Regions from separate parts of the Homo sapiens genome. Here region 1 is linked to region 2. A link is a loop called in an ENCODE intact Hi-C map of the cell type or tissue named here. Cell type or tissue: ascending aorta. All regions are shown on one strand. Each heading gives the region's core, and the rest is flanking DNA. Links, peaks and the distances in the headings are about the cores only.

Region 1 (8,344 bases), core at 167-8,166, 210 kb before region 2:
GTTTGCTCCAAAACAGAAACAGAAACTTGGATGCTTTGACAAAATTTGAAAAGGGATGGGTGGGCTCCTGGGATATCTAGCTTAGAAATAATTCTCATCGGAGGCTCTGCCATGACCTCAGTGCCAAGGAATATTCATTATCATGGACCTAGTGTCTTACCAAAGAGTCATAACTCTAAATTAGAAAACCTTAAGGCCCAAGAGAAAAGTGAAGAAGGGCAGAGTGGTAAGACAGGATCATTTCCAGAGCCAGTGAACAGTCATTCAACATAGCCAGGTCCCCTTCCAAAGGAACACGCCCTTGGTTGACTGCATTTGTGTATCTAATTATCGAGAGAAGTGGGCAACTTTTGTTTTGAGTCCCTACTATCTAGACCCAGCCATTTCCAAACAGACCTTGAACGTGGTGGAGGGGCAGAGAAAGAGCAGAAAGGTCAGAAACAAACATTTAGGAAACACTTACTTTGTTTCTGGAACCACTCTAGCTGTCTAACAAAGAAGGTCTCCTAGGACTTCGAAATACCTTAGGAGGTAAATTAGATTACCCCCATGTCACAGGTGGCTTAGAGAGGTTAAGTGATGATCCCACAGGGATTTAATAGCAGAGCCTGGAAGAAAATTTAGGTTTGTTTGACTCCAAAGCCCATCTTCACCCAATACAACATACCCAAAGCAAGGGAACACACATACACAAACACACAACTCTTTTTTTCACTGTAACTACTTATACAACTGGACTAGATTATAGAGGGTGATGTTTTCTTCCCAATGTTTCATACTCTCTGGGAAGAGTAAAAGACACATTGGACAGAGCAAGAATGTCACACTGTCATACATCATGCTGATATTCACTTCTTAGAAAATACTTTTGATATTGTATATGAAGTCTCATAAATATTCATTTTCCTAATCTCCTTATACCAATAGATGGTACTGTTTAACTCTCTGTGGAGAGCTGTGAGGCAGACATTGGCAAGGGATGAATCCCCAATCTCTGCTCCTCCCCAAAAGTTGACAGCCTGGTAGGATGGATATTTGGGTTGCTTTTATTTTGTGGTGAAATATTGCAGTAACTATTCCTGCTTTGCTTCTTCTTAGGTACTGTAGGAGTTTAAAAGTTCCTGAAAGAGCATCAGCTCAAACACATCAACTTACAAATGAAGAAAATGCAGACAGAGAAACGAAGTTCTTTCTTAATATTACATAGTAAGTCAGTGGAAGATCCTGGAGTAACTTATGCTCCATGGCTCCCTGACTCCAGGTAGTCAAATGTCTTGACAAACAGGGAAGCCTACTCCATGTGTTTTGTTAACAGATTTATTGACTTCAATGTATAATTTACATAATATTGAATTCACTTGTTTTAAGTGTACAGTTAAATGACTCTTTGTAAATTTATAAAATTGTACAATCATTGCCACCATCTAATTTTAGAACCTTTCCATCACCCTAGAAAACACACCTTGAGCCCACTTGTAAACAGCCCCTGATCCCACCCCTACCCCCAGAAAGCTGCAATCTACTTTTTGTCTCTATAGATTTGCATTTTCTGGATATTTCCATATGTAGACTCATACAATATATGGTATTATGTGTTTGTTTCTTTTTCACGTAGCATAATGTTTTAAGGTTCATCCATGTTGTTATGTGTATCCATACTCCACTTCTTTTTATTGGCAAATTGTTTTCTATAACATGGATATATCCCATTTTGTTTACCCATTTACTATTTAATGGATATTTGAGTTGTTTTCACTTTTTGGCATACTGGGTTTTAACCCACATGCCTACCCCAAATGACTGATCGTGGCTGCTATGTATATGAAGGATTTTGTGGCTATATCTAGACTCAATGGGAAGAGTGCCCTTGATGATTAGTTATTTCTGTCAGTGGAGAGGGAACAGAAAATGTGGGCATGCATACAAAGTATCATTACACTGTTTCCAAAGGGGTCTCTTCTTGTTTTAAATAAAGTAGTCACATTTCTCTCATGAAAAGAGTTAAAAGAAGGCAAGTCACTGCAATTGGGAAGAATCATGCTCATTTTTGGTGATGAGCATACCTTTTACATACAATTTACTACTGCACAATCAGTGGCTGGGGCTTCTTTAGCATATTTTTCTGGAAAGGCAATGGAGCCACATGGTCATGGCTCCTTCAGGCCAGTTTCTCACTGGGCTCAGGATTAACACCATTTATGTGGCCAAGGGTTGGTGAACTCAACCGCAGATAGCCCCAAGTGACTGATGAGTTAGCATTCCTGGTGATCTTGTCAACAGCCAAGTTGGGTCTTTTTTAATTTTTTTATTCTGTTTTTTTTTTTTTAAGTAAAACTAGGAAGATATATTATTTCCAGTTTTCCCTTGGGGATGGAAGTATAGACTTAACTATTTCAAAACTCAGTGGGCTTGGTGGTGTCTTTGTATTGTCATTTATAAGAAAAGAGATGGGAATTTGAGTGGGCCTGTTGGAAGAATGAGGAAATTGTGGTTTATGTAAATACATCCCAAGCAAAAAATCCAGTATTACTTTAGGATAATATAAAGAAAACACTGTTGTCAGGGGGAAAAATAGATAGAAAAAGAAAAAGTATTAGAGGATAAAGAAGAAGAGGAAGAAGGCAGAAATTGATAAAGGATAAAATAAATTGCAAATAACGCATTGGTTGTTTGTTAGTCAAACTCAGCCTACAACCATGTTGTAATTGTTCCACATCTTTTTGCAAAAGAAAATGAATTGGTTCCAACACTTAAAAAAATCAGGACACATTATGTACATTTCTAAGTGCCCTATGTGCTTTGAAAAAAGAAAGAAAGTAGATGACAGGTTGATGCGTGCAGCAAACCACCATAGCACGTGTACATCTATGTAACAAACCTGCACATTCTGCACATGTACCCCAGAACTTAAAGTATAATAAGAAGAAGAAAAAAGAAAGAAAGTCTGGTAAACATTTGCTATAATAGAGTAATAGCTGTTCCCTGTGAATGGGGCAAAAACGTAGGTTTATTGCGGCACCGTTAACAATAGCAAAGACTTGGAACCAACCCAAATGCCCAGCAATGATAGACTGGATAAAGAAAATGTGGCACATATACACCATGGAATACTATGCAGCCATAAGAAGGATGAGTTCATGTCCCTTACAGGGACACGGATGACTCTGAAAGCCATCATTCTCAGCAAACTAACACAAGAACAGAAAACCAAACACAACCTGTTCTCACTCTAAAGTGGGAGTTGACCAAGAAGAACACATGGATGCAGGGAGGGGAACATCACACACTGGGGCCTGTCAAGGGGTAGGGGGCTAGGGGAGGGATAGCATTAGGAGAAATACCTAAAGTAGATGTCGGGTTGGTGGGTGCAGCAAACCACCATGGCACGTGTATACCTTTGTAACAAACCTGCACGTTTTGCACATGTACCCCAGAGCTTAAAGTATAATTTAAAAAAAAGAAGAAAAGAAAGAAAGTCTGGTAAACATTTGCTATAACAGAATAACAGCGGCTCCCTGTGGATGGGGCAAGAATGCTCCAGTTGGCCGGAGTCTTCACTATACCCTACTGTTTACATTCAGTAGCTTCACACGTTTATGTGACTCTGCATCTGCAACATCTGAAACAACTGTGTCCATATTGACTCCCAGCCATCCTGCCGGGACCTTGGGTTATCACCACATTTTTCAGAGGGTAAAGTAAATGTTGTAGGGGTTAACTGACGTGCCCAAGGTCACCATCAGTAAGAGTCAAAGCTACTTCTCATTTCCAGATATCTGCTGCTTTTTGCAGTCTGTCATCTTGCTTTGATAGGTAGAGAAAAGAATTGATTAAATATAAAGCAAAGAATGGAGTAAAAAACAAAGGAAAAAAACTGAGGAAGAGGGAGTGATGGGAGCTTTTAAAATAACCGTTTATTACTTGGTTGAAAATTAAGCTAAAGCATGGACTCTGCCAATGAAGGGCCAAACACAAGTTGGTTGGACACATATATTCTTTCCCCAGGTCCTAGAAACAAGTCCACGCATCCTAGGCAGAAAACATTGTTTTCCTGACTCACAGAGACAACTCTGAAAAGCATCTGAGAGTTGGTTTAGGAATAAAATCACCTGTTTAAATTAACTAACATTTTCTAAATATTTATTTAGGAAATAATATTAATATACCTATCACTCACAACTTGATAATATTACCTATCACTCCCAAACTTCAGTGGATTAGCAAGCTCCCCAGGCAGTTCCAGAAATGCAGTTTAGGCCAGAGTTACTATCTGGTGGTATAGCCCCTCTCTAAATCAGTCTCTGGAACAGGCCTGACCACTGTATTCTGTCAGAATTTATTGAGGCAGCATAAGACCTTGTTTCTCACTTCTTTGGCCCTTGGCAAAAGAACCTGAGATCTCCCCTGAGAGTCACCACGTGTACAGAAATAGAGGAGAGCAGAGAAAACAAGCATTTCTTTTTGCAACTTCACAATCTATTTCTGGGGTTGAACAGAAGCCATTAAAACATTCCCATGACTCTGTGCCAAGCCCCCAAATTACTAATGACAGACATGCTGGCTCAAAGGGAGTCACTGCTGGCAAATATCCCTCTGGTATCTTGTTAACAGTAATAACCCTGAGCCTTTCATTGAAAGATCTCAAAGCACAGTGCAAGCCTTAATTGACTCTCCCCTCAACTCTGTCCCTGAAAAAGGTAATTATCATTATATTCCTCAGACAGTTTACACAGGGGTTAAATGGGCGACGGAGGTTGAATGATTTATCCTTGTTTCATATTCCGAGTTGAAAGGAAAAGTCTAAATAATGTCATAACTTGGGGTGAACTCAGCTGTATGACTTGCTGGAACCAGTGGGATAGCAGAAACAGAGAGAACGAGAGCCTGGTGAGGCTGATGCAACGAGAGAGGCCACAGGCCAAGCACTGTGTGCAGAGGTGCTGACCTGGAGTTATTTTAGCCTAAGGACATTATCCATAACTGCCCAGTGCAGGCCAGAAGGAACAGAGAATCTAAGCCAGAGTCCTGGAAGTGGGAGACCCTCAATATCACGTACCTAGAGTCTAAAGCCAGAGTCCATGCTCAGTGATTTAGACAAAAATCAGTCTCTATTTCTCTGGTGTGCAGTGTACCAAGAGTTGGAAGTGTACCTGGACCCCAAACAGATAAGAGGTTCATCTCAGTGGAGAACTTGCATGCTGGGCATGGCATCTGGGACAGTCCCCCAGTCCTAGGAACTGCACCATCATGAAGATGAGCACCACTGATCTCACAAACCAATTCCTCCTACTACAAATTCTCACCTTAGTAAACAGGGCCTCTCCTTACTTAAGAGCCATAACCAAAGTGCAGGGAGTCATCAACTCCATTTATATTTGATACCCAAGTTCAGATGACACAATTATCTTCCAAACCAGGCTTCTTATCACCACCCCTACCACCATTGACTCATTTGAAACCTCATTATATCTCCCCTGGATTATTTTAACAGCCTCCTGGCTGTTCCTGTTGCTTTCAGACTTTTCCCAAGCCAAACAATCGGGACTGTCCAAAGGATATGAGACTGTCCAAAGGATATTCCTGGAATGCAAATGTAAGCATGGCATTTATAAACTCCCCTGATAAAATTCTTCAAGTTCCCTTCCACAGGGAAAAGTGTAAAATTCAAAAATCAGGGTGAAATTATGTTTCCGATAAATAATGCTGAAATAATTCATCACCAGCAGATTTGCACTATAAGACATATTAAAGGCTGTTCTTCCAGCAGAAGGAAAATTATGCCAGCTGAGAACTTAGCTCTACATCATAGGCATGAGAAACATTAGAAATGGTATATATAAGTGAGTATATATAAAACACTATTTTTCTCATTTTTATTTCTTCAAAAGACAAATGTTTGAAGCAAGAATAATGCTATTTATAACATAGGCATGAATCAAATTGAATGGTAACAAAAGATGGAAGGGGATAAATGAAAGCATATAATGTATATAATATAAGAGTCTTACATTATTCATGAAGTGAGATGATATCATTTAAAGGTAGGCTGAAGTTAGTTAAAGGTGTGTGTTATATTCCCTAGGGCAATACTAAAAACTAAAGCAAGGGCTAGCTAATAAGCCAGTAGTGGAAATAATAGAACACTAAAACAATAATTGACAAAAACGGATGCAGAAAAGAAGACAATTAAAAAAATGAATAGCAAGATTGTAGATTTAAACTTACTATACCAATAACTACATTAAATATTACTAATCTTGACACTCCAATTAAAAGACAGACTGTCAGAGAGGATAAAAAGGCAATACCCAAATATAGGCCAACTGTAGAAAGCCCTCTTTAAAGTCATAGTGTGGTTACAAGTTAAAGGATACAAAATTAAATACCATGCAAACAAACACTAGACACAGACTAGAATGTCTATATTAATATCATACAATGTAGACATCAGGATAAGCAATATTATGAAATAATATGAAGAATTTTATAATGAAAAATTAGAAAGTACATCCAGAAGATATAACATTTTCAATCTGTATACAAACCTAATAACAGAGCTTCAACAATGCCTGAAACCAAAGTTGATAGAACTGAAAAGACAGTGAGACAAATTCATAATTATAGTTAAAAGACTTCAACATTGCTCACTCAGTAATTATTAGAACAAGTCAGCAGGTAATTATTAGAACAAGTAGTAAAGGTATAGATGACTTTGATAACGTTAAAAACCAACTTGACCTAAGTGAAATGTTTAGAATAGTCCACTCAACATGATAATATGCATTCTTTTCAGGTGCACAGGGAAGACTATATGGTGTTATATTATATTATAAGCTATAAAAGAAGTATCAATAAATCCAAAAAATCTGAAATTATTCAGAGTATCTTCTCTGAAAAAATTAAATTAAATTATAACCAAGAATACAAATATTCTATGTGAAAACATCTCCTAAATTTGCAAACTGAACAACACACATCTATATAGACTGTGAATTAAAGAATAAATCACAAGAAAAATTAGAAAATATTTTGAACTGAAATATAATGATATCAGAAAATATTAAAGCAATTGTGGAAAGGAGCTAAATCAGCATGTAGCTGGAAATGTATACTATATTATAAAGTGCTTATGTTAGGAAACAAAAATCGTATAAAATGAGTGACCTGAGCTTTCATTTAAATAATCTATAAAAAAGAGCAAGCTAAACCTGAAGGGAATAGAAGTAAGAAAGTAATGAGAGGAAGCCAATGAAATAAAAATTAGACAAACAAAACAGAAAAATCAATGAAACTGAAGCTGTCTCTGTAGAAATACAAATAAAATTTATAAACTCTTAAATAGACTAATAGCATTTTTTAAAAAGAAGAAACAATTCCAATAATTTAAGGTAAATGGGGACATCACTACAAATCCACAGAAATTTTAAAGAGTAATAAATAAGGGTCAATAATAAACAAAATTATGCTAACAAATTTGACAACTTAGCTCAAATGAATAAATTCTTTGAAAGATACAGATTATCAATATTGACTCAAGAAGAAATAGAAAACTTGGATAGTCCCATATCAATTTTTAAAATAAATCCTTAATTAGAAACATCCACACAAAGAAAACTCCAAGCCAAGAGGACTTCATTGGTGAATTCCAATACATATTTATAAAATAAATAACAATTCTACGCAAACTCTTTCAAAAAGAGAGTATGGAGGAAGATTTCTCTAATCATTTCATGAGGACTCTTTTACCCTTACCCAAAACCAGACAAAATATTACAAGAAAAGCATACTTTAGACTGATATTTTTTATGAAAAAAACACAGAAAAATCCTTAATCTTTAGTAAATTATAATCATCTAGATATAAAAAGGTAGTATATTATAAAAAATAGATTTCAGACTTTCATGACTGGCTTAACATTTGAAAATTTACTGTATGATCAGAATAAAGAATAAAAAATCTAGTCACGTTTCAGTATAAACACATATTCATATGTGTGACAAAATTTAACTCTTTTTTATGATTAAAAAATCTTATAAAACTAGAAATAGAAGAAAATTGCCACAATATTATACAGATTACCTATGAAATAGCTGCAGATAATATCATAATTAATAATGAAAGACTGAATTCTTATTCTCTAAGTTCTGGAATAAGGAAAGATGTCAGTTCTCACCACTTCTATTTAATACTGTTACTGAAGTCAAATAAAAGTCATACAGTCTACAAAAAATTAAAGCTGCCCTTATTTGCAGACAACATGATCATGTAAATACAATGTCCTAAAAAAACAAAAAAAAAAGTTATTAGAACTAACAAGTTAATTTTAAAAGATTGCAGAATACAA
Region 2 (8,344 bases), core at 52-8,051:
ATCCCCATGATCTAGAACAGTGTCTGTGTCTGACATAGAGCAGGTGGTGCTTCATAACTGAAGAACAGATGAGTGAATGAACAAATGAACAATAGTAAAGGTAAAATCATTACTGAGCCAAAGCACTTCTCTTTGCCTACTCAGGTTACTCAGGTTGTAATAGTGCGATTTGGTGGCAGGGTTGGGTGTTGACTGGCAGTGCACGCCTGTTCTCAGCAGCTGGGCAAAGGCGGGGCTATCTGTGATGGAAGCATAGGACAGGAGCCTGCATCTGTGGATGGAGCTAAAGAAGATTCTGGGGAGACTGTGGGGTGGCTGGAGAGCTGGGAATTTTCTACCTGCAGAGGCCCCTCTGCAGTTCCTTTCAGACATGAATGGTTCCATCCATGATATTGCCTTGTCTAAAGTTGAAAATGACCCTGTAGGCCAAAGTGCATGATTCCCACATATATTTCTTGGGCAGCCAAATTTCCTAACTTAACTAACGAGGTTCCCACCAGCCTCATTAGGCCTAAGATGGCTTCCCCATCATGAAAGCTCTTTGTTTCTATGAAAAGAGCTCTTAGGAGCCATTGAGCGAGATCAGCTCCTGCTGATCAATGCTGAAGAGCACTCATGGGGAACCTTCCAGTCAAGATCAGAGTGCTTTGGCCTCCCAAAAATCCCTAGTAAAGGCCATTTGGCTTTCTGAAGCCAGACAAAAGGCAATTATATGCATTTCTATCTTTGGAAAATGTATTTGAGGAATCAGTGGTGAGGCCTGAATGCAGGAGATGCAGAGAGTCTGGACTGCCTGGTGAAAAGGATGCTGGCCATGAAATCCCAAAGTCAGGGGACCTCTTCAGGTCACTTACAGGGTGACTCAGTCCAAATAGCACTGGAGGCGATCCACAGCCTGCCACCCATCTCAACCCTTTCATTTCGCCTCTGACCTTTCTCTTCTTGCCCATATTTGTTCTTGCATAAATTTAACATAGTTACATTCATAAATTCCAGTTAATATTCTGCTTTCTAGGTAATGTATAATAAACATCTTGTATGTTTCCATGAGATCTTTGTCATCAACACTGCTGATGATTACATTGGTGCACCATGATTTCATTTACCACACCCTTGTAAATGGGCCTTTGAGAATTATCTAGGGTTTTGCTGTTCTAGATATTGATGTAACACACATCTTTTGCTTATAGCTAGTCCTTTCCTCAAGATCATTTTCACACCTTGAATATCAGGGTGTGACAATATGTTCTCATATTGTCCCAAAAGCTTGTAAGAATTTGGATGGTCACAAGCAGTGCATGCATGATTTTCATTCCAACCTCACCAGCATTGGTCATTAATAACATTTTTTTCTTAAATGATTAACGTAAATCATTTTAATCTCCTTGGTTAGAACTAAGAATTAACATTTTTGAAAATGTTTGTTTAATTTTTACATAATTTCATATGTGAATTTTTGTTTAGAGATTTGCTCAGCCCATCCCATTCCTATCTGCATCTGTAAATTTAGGGTGTAAGTCACCATCCATGGCCACCTCTGAAGAATAAAGAATGATATATTCAGGGGGTAAAGTTATAAACTGTGGGCAGTACTCAAAGCTTCAAATCAAGTCCTTGCAATGGAGTAGGGGCAGCCTCATTAACAAGGACAGCCACACTTTCCCCAGTCAAGTCTTGATATACCACAGGACTAAGCCAGTGGGTCATAATATTTATGCACTCTGTGCCTCAGGCACTGTGCTAAGCACTTTACATATATATTTCACTTAATCTTTACAAGGTCACTGAGATGTAGACATTAGAATTTCCATTTTACAGATGGAGCTGAAATAAGTAAAGTAATTGCCCCAACATCACCCAGCCTAGTGAAGATTCAAACCCAGATCTGTGGATCCATAAAGCTATGATGTAACCACTGCATTAGCTTCTGAATAAATAAAAAAAAAAATCAAAGGGGTTAAAAAATTGAAAAACATGATACTGTCTCTACCCTACATGTGATCACCAGTCTCCTGAATAGATAAGTAGGGAGAGCCACAAAGCCATGTGACCTATGTCATTACAGGTCTTTGAGGTCAGGAAGCCATGAGGACAGAGGTGAGAATCCCTCACTGAGGAGCTGAGGAAGGCTTCATGGAGAAGGCCATGTCCCATGGAGTACTGAAGCATGAATGAGAATTTGCCTCATGGACAAGAGTTGGGCTGAAGAGAGAAAGGAGGGCTGAGAGCCGGGTCTCGCCAAGAATGTGTGCCCGCAGGTTGGCAGGACTTACGAGTAACTACAGAAGGTAAGTTTTGGACTCGAATAGACCTGGTTTTGAATCCTGCTTCTTCTTGCTAGCTATGTGATTAGATAATCATTTCAGTCTCTGAGCCTCAGTTTGCCCATCTGCAAAACAGGCACGATTGTTTCACCAGTTGTTGTGGAGACTGAAGAGCATATGGCAGTGATGTGCTCAGGCTGGTACCTGGCAGAGAATCACTGTGCTGCCATCCCTAAGGACCTCCCACTTTTCTTGTGCCTCATCTTCTGCTTCTATAAGCAAACCTGAGAGCGTGTCCCATGAGAAGTGGCCTCCAAGGACACACAGCTGGGAGCACATATTTTCTGCCCAAAGGAAGCAACCAGAGTGCAGTGAAAATCACCTGGTCTTGGATTTAGCTACACTTGGTTTTGCACCCCATTTATACCACTTACTAGCTTGGACCTCAGAATGTGGACAAGTTACTTACCTCCATTGAGGCTCAGTTTTATCATCTGTGAAATGGGGACAGTCAGCCCTGTCTCACAGGTAATAGGACACATGGGCCCAGTATCCTGGACATAATATACATCAGTGTGCAATAGAAGGTCCCCAAAACCCCACCTCCTTATAATCAACACATGTGGGCACTGACTGCAATGGCCTACAAGAGATGTCCATGATTATGTTCATCTACAGCCCCCATCTAGGGACATCCCCAAAGGCCCCTGGGGCCCTTCAACCTTCAGGGTGCCCAGCCTGGCAGGGCCTATGAGCAGTAGCTGTGCCTCTGCCCCGGAGACCAACTTCTCCACATCCCCCCCCAGCTATTGCGGGAAGAGGCATGACTCATTCGAGGGAAGAGGGTTGGCACCTTCTCCCCCAGCCGCATGGGGCCAGCCAGCAGGCCTGTGGTTAAAGGACCTGCCTGGATTGCAAAACAAGCCAGTTTGCTGCATTCTGGGGTCACGTGATGCAGCCGGGCGCTGTGGATGGCCTTTTCTTCCCTCGCCCACTGACTCACTGCATGCTTGCTTGCAATCACATGGGCTCCCTGGGCCTCAGCTCCCCCAAGTGTTCTCGTTGCTGAGCTCATTTGGAGAAGAACTAAATTGGAAGGACTACTTCCTTTTTTCCCTTTTTTATTGCACCATGACTATATAAATATATTCTCATTATGAAAAAAGTGTAAAGACTATCAAATATAGAAATATAGAAATGGGAAACCACCCCTCAGGCCCTACCACATGGCCTCTGCAGTTGTAAATATGGTTAATATTTTCCTGAGTGTCTTCAAGGGCTCTGTCTTATTTTTTAATTAATGTTAGTTTACACAAGAAACTAACATTCCTCCTTTTAGAAATATTAGAATATTACTAAGAAGGCAGGAGTCCTCCTTGACGCTGTCATCTCCAATCCCATCCAGAGACAACCACTATTATCAGTTAAGTGTTTCTCCTTCAATCTCTATTCTTTGTGTGGTGTGTATAGATTACATATATGTACAGATTACATATAGAGAAACAGGAGTGCTGAGAGCCGGGTCTCGCTGAGAGTGTGTGCCCGCAGGTTGACAGGACTTACGAGTAACTACAGAAGGTAAGTTTTGGACTCAAATAGACCTGGTTTTGAATCCTGCTTCTTTTTGCTAGCTATGTGATTAAATAATCATTTCAGTCTCTGAGCCTCAGTCTCATACTCTCATAAGAAAGGCTAGGTGTGGGGGACATTTCTATACTTATTTTCCCAACTGTATGTATGTATGTTTGCATAACTTGTATGTATGTTTCCGTAACTTGTTTTTTCACACATCAGAATGTCTCAGAGATTTTCCACATTGTTACACAGAGGAGCCACAATTTCTTTTAATGGCTGCTTAGTATCTAATACTATAAATGTGCCATACCTTTTAATTGTTGTCAGGTAGTGACTTTAAAGTTGTCTCCATTTTTTTCTCTATTCACAAGCAATACTACGATGAATATTTTCCTATAATCCTTCTTTGCCCACATGCAGGTATTTTTTGAAGGTTGACACCAAGGAGTAGAATCTCTAAATCATAGCTGCACATGTTTGGGTTCAATAGATACCATTGCATGGCCCTCCCAAGAAAACAGTTCCTATTCTCTTCCTAAGTATCTACAAATATGCATCCGTGTGCACATGGGAATTCACTTTCCAAGAGTTCATGGTAAAATGGTCAAGAGGAAGACTGAGAAATACAAAGAATTTCTTCTCCCCAGGACTGAAAGTCCTGTTGAGGGACAGCATAGAGAGTAAGGAAGTGCCACAGAGCATTTAAACTAGATGGAAAGTATCCACCATTGACTACAAACTCACTATAGAGATGGAGAAATTGAGGCCTCTCAAAAGGAATTGACTTGCCGAGATTCAGCTCCCAGTCCCTTCTTGCCAGGCTTACTCTCAGCAGTTACAATGAAGCATACCCCCTTGTGTAGGAGCCAGAAGGATAGTTTCCAAATTCAAACATGATTATGTCCCCTCCTGTGCTTAAAATATTTCAGTAGCTAATTGTGCTCCAACTTCAAGACACCACCCAGACTTTTTTCACTGTTCTCCGGACAGACCCAGGATCTCTTCGGCCCAGGGCCTTTGCATATGCTTTTGGTGCTCTCTGGACTATTTCTTGCTCCTGCCTCTCCACACTCTCACATCTTGCTAACTCCTACTCATTCTTTTAAGAGGGAGTGTTCTTGCTATGTTTCCCAGGCTGGTCTCAAACTTCTGGCCTTAAGCGATCTTCCTGCCTCAGCCTCCCAAGTAGCTGGGATTAGAGGTGCAAGCCACTGTCCCCAGCCCCTACTCATTTTTGAGATCCCAGATGAAACATTCCCTCTGCAGGGAAGCCACCTTATCCTCCTTGAACAAACCAGAGCCCTCTCATTATGTCTCTTATCATCTCACACTTCTCCTTCAGAGCACTGTTCACAGGTTCCATTTACATTTATGTGTGGAATACAGCAAATTCTCACTTAACATCATCAATAGGCCCTCAGAAACTGTGACATTAAGCAAAATGACCTACTGCATGCCATAGGAACTTACTTCTTGTTTATATCAATTAGCTTATGGGAAAATGATTTTGTTATATAGCACATTCTTTGACTTAAAGTCACAGTTTCTGAGAACTTATCAACAATGTTAAATGAAGACTTATCATACTTAAAAAATATGTGACTCACCTTCTGAGTCTACAGGCTATATTTCTTTCTACTGGGTCCCCAGCCTTTAGCCCAGAGTAGATCTCAGTATTATCTTAATGGATGAATAAATGAAGGAGTAGCTTTACTCCTCTTCCCTTACCCTGTGACCTTGTGGTCTCACTCCTCACATCTCTCCCTGAGGCTTTCCCTTTGTCATCAGAGCTGAGGAGACAGCCTTGAAAAGTTCATACCTTCAGGAGACAAGGCGGCTGTCTGAAAGTCACTGGGGCTTCAGAATCAGCCATGCCTGATTTCAAAGCCCATTCAGCCACTTGGATTCTGACATGTCACTTTTGTCCACTGAGACTGTTTCCTCATCTGTAAAATGGAGCAGCAGCCCCTGTCTTGCAGGATTGTGTAAGGCATGAGCACAGGCCCTAGCCCAGTCAGCTACCTATTGTGGGTGTTCAATGCTGGAGGAAGCCCCAGAGACACCCCCTTCTCATCATCACCATACTGTGATCTGAAGCAGGTTTCCATGCTTATGATAATACAATGTTAACACTCCCCATGTATTCAGATCTTTGCCTTGAATCTAGGAGGTGAGTTCAGCTCTAGCATCTGATGGAACCAACCAGTAGCCACCAGATGCAGATGCTAAGGGCCAACATGGGATGAGAAATGGTATTTCCAGATCCCTGGAAGAAAAGTTGGTCATAAGAGGAGATGGAGGGGTATTTCCTGAGCTCCAGCTTCAGGAATCAGTAAGGGAGGCTGGGGGAACATTCTGCAGCCTTTGCAAGGGGCACATATGTAGTTTCAGAGCTGGGACCATGATCAAGAAGTCAGGAACACCCCAGAACTTCATACACTGCTCCTTTTGTTTCTTTCTTACCCATGGATGTGGACCTATGCCTTAAATCAGCATTGTTTCTGGACTTCATCATTTGTCAAGTATTCACTAATGCCAGGTCCCCGACAGGTACTAGAGATTCCCTGGTGGGCAAGGCAGACATGGCCCCTGCCCTCCCAAAGCTGCCAGGCCAGTGTCTTGGCCTTAGCAGCAGCAAGGAAAGGGAGCTAGAGGGCTGGTGGCCTGCTTTGCCAGGTCTGGGTAATAGGAGGCCTTCTCGACAAAGAGGTGCTAAGGGATATTCCAGGGGAGCAAGAAGTAGCCTGCAGTCTGATCTTGACAAACAAGCAGCCAACCTGCTATGGGTCAGGAGGTGTCTGCTCTCTAGCCCTCGGCAGGGTCGTCTGGACAGCTCTCAGCCTTTCACCCTTCTCCAGTTAAGGGAGCAAAAGCAGTTAGTCTCCTGAAGTCAAAAATTGTAATTAATGAATTACCATACAACAGAACTGTTCTTATTTTATTTTATTTTGACAGGGTCTCACTCTGTCACCCAGCAGGAATGTAGTGGCATGATCACTGCTCACTGCAGCCTTGGCCTCCCAAGCTCAGGCGATCTTCCCACCTCAGCCTCCCATGTAGCTGGGACCACAAGAACCCACTACCACATCCATCTAATTTTTTGTATTTTTTTGTAGAGGTGGGTTTTCTCCATATTGCCCAGGCTTGTCTCAAACTCCTGGCCTCAAGCAATCCTCTCACCTCAGCCTCCCGAAGTGCTAGAATTGCAGGTGTGAGCCACCATTCCCCGTCTTGTTCTGTTTCTATATTGTGTCCCTAGGATCTAGCACAGTGACTACCGTAAGAAATACTTGGAGGAAAGAAAAAAAGAAAGGAGGAAGGGAAAAGAGAAGGAGGGAGAAAGGGAGGGAGGGAGAGAAGGAGGGAGGGAGGAGAAAGGAAGGGAGGAAAGAAGAAAGGAAGAGAAAGGGAAGGAAGGGAGGAAGAGAGGAGAAGCAGGGAGGAAAGAAGGAGGAAGGAAGGGAAAGAGGAAGGGAGGGAGGGAGGAGGAAAGGAAGAGAGCGAGGGATTCTGTGAATGTCCTACATTCATTCACTCACTGATTTATTTACCCAACTTTCACTGGCCACTTCTCATGTACTAGACTATAGAGATATCAACAAAGCAGGGGTAGTCCCTGCCATCATGAGTCTGCGTTCTGGCGCCTGCAGGGAGAGCACACTGAAAGCAGCATCTTTTTGTGCCTCCTGTAGAACAGCAGCCCCAAAAAATGCTGAGCCAAATGCTCCACTGTCAAACAAGCTTGAATCTGCGCGCCCCTGCTTCCCTTCTTGGATTGACACATCAGAATATCAAAGATTCTGAGAAGTTTTGCAATAAAAAATGCATAATTAACCAGGTCTGTTCCAAACTTTTTCAGCCTGAAACCTGCTTTTTCTCAGATTGACATCCCAGGATCTTAAAGGAATCAGGCGAGATCGCCTCCCTCTTGGCCCAGGGTGTGAGCCTCCCTGTCCTGTTAGGCCAAGTTTCTCCTCACCCAGAGCTTATTCCCGACAGCACGCCCTGTGGAGGGGCCCTGCCGCCACAATTTCCGAAGCCTGGGTTTCTTGGCACCTAAGGGACTGCTGCCCTGACAGTGCTCCAGCAAACCATGCCTGTGCCATCTTGCCCCCACATGTGCTGGAGTCATGGAGATACCTCCTGTTGTTCTATCCCTGAGACTTGAGGACAGGAAGAAGCAGCAGGAGAAACCACAAGGGGCCGGACTCTGATTGGAACAGCAGGAGGGCTGGAGGCCTGGCCTGACCTGCAGGCCTGCACGATGATGCCAGAGCCCCAGGTTTTGGCAGAGCCTGAATCCTGCTTGCCAAGGGAATTTGGAAACTGCCAAACCCCTGTGCAGATGAAGACAAATATCAGCCTCGTGTTTCTGATTCACTTAGGCTCAGCTCATCAAAGTGCTATTTGGTGAAAGCTGCTTACATCTCAACAAGTCAAAGGACCTCCTGTGGAATTGTGATTTAGCTTTGTCCAAAGATCTCTTGGCCACGGCGGAAGGATTC

Evidence for each region. Hi-C counts contacts between places; a loop is a spot of excess contacts. Peaks named below come from ENCODE experiments on the same cell type or tissue, not always from the same donor. Only the 100,000 strongest peaks of a DNase experiment are listed, where the experiment ranks them.
Region 1: it touches region 2 in a loop (4-fold over the local background); 3 of 110 quality-filtered maps call a loop at or near these places.

The regions. Positions count from the first base shown.
Region 1 is chr20:40,289,473-40,297,816 of GRCh38, forward strand. No RefSeq gene overlaps it. Among named protein-coding and RNA genes, the nearest start is that of LINC01370, 290 kb to the left of the region's middle. In ascending aorta, for the core only: no CTCF peak of the experiment used is centred there; DNase peaks (open chromatin) are centred at 4,409 and 4,899; H3K27ac peaks cover 2,965 bases.
Region 2 is chr20:40,503,580-40,511,923 of GRCh38, forward strand. No RefSeq gene overlaps it. Among named protein-coding and RNA genes, the nearest start is that of MAFB, 180 kb to the right of the region's middle. RefSeq lists enhancers at 2,584-3,095, 3,096-3,607. In ascending aorta, for the core only: no CTCF peak of the experiment used is centred there; DNase peaks (open chromatin) are centred at 2,207 and 3,192; H3K27ac peaks cover 1,774 bases.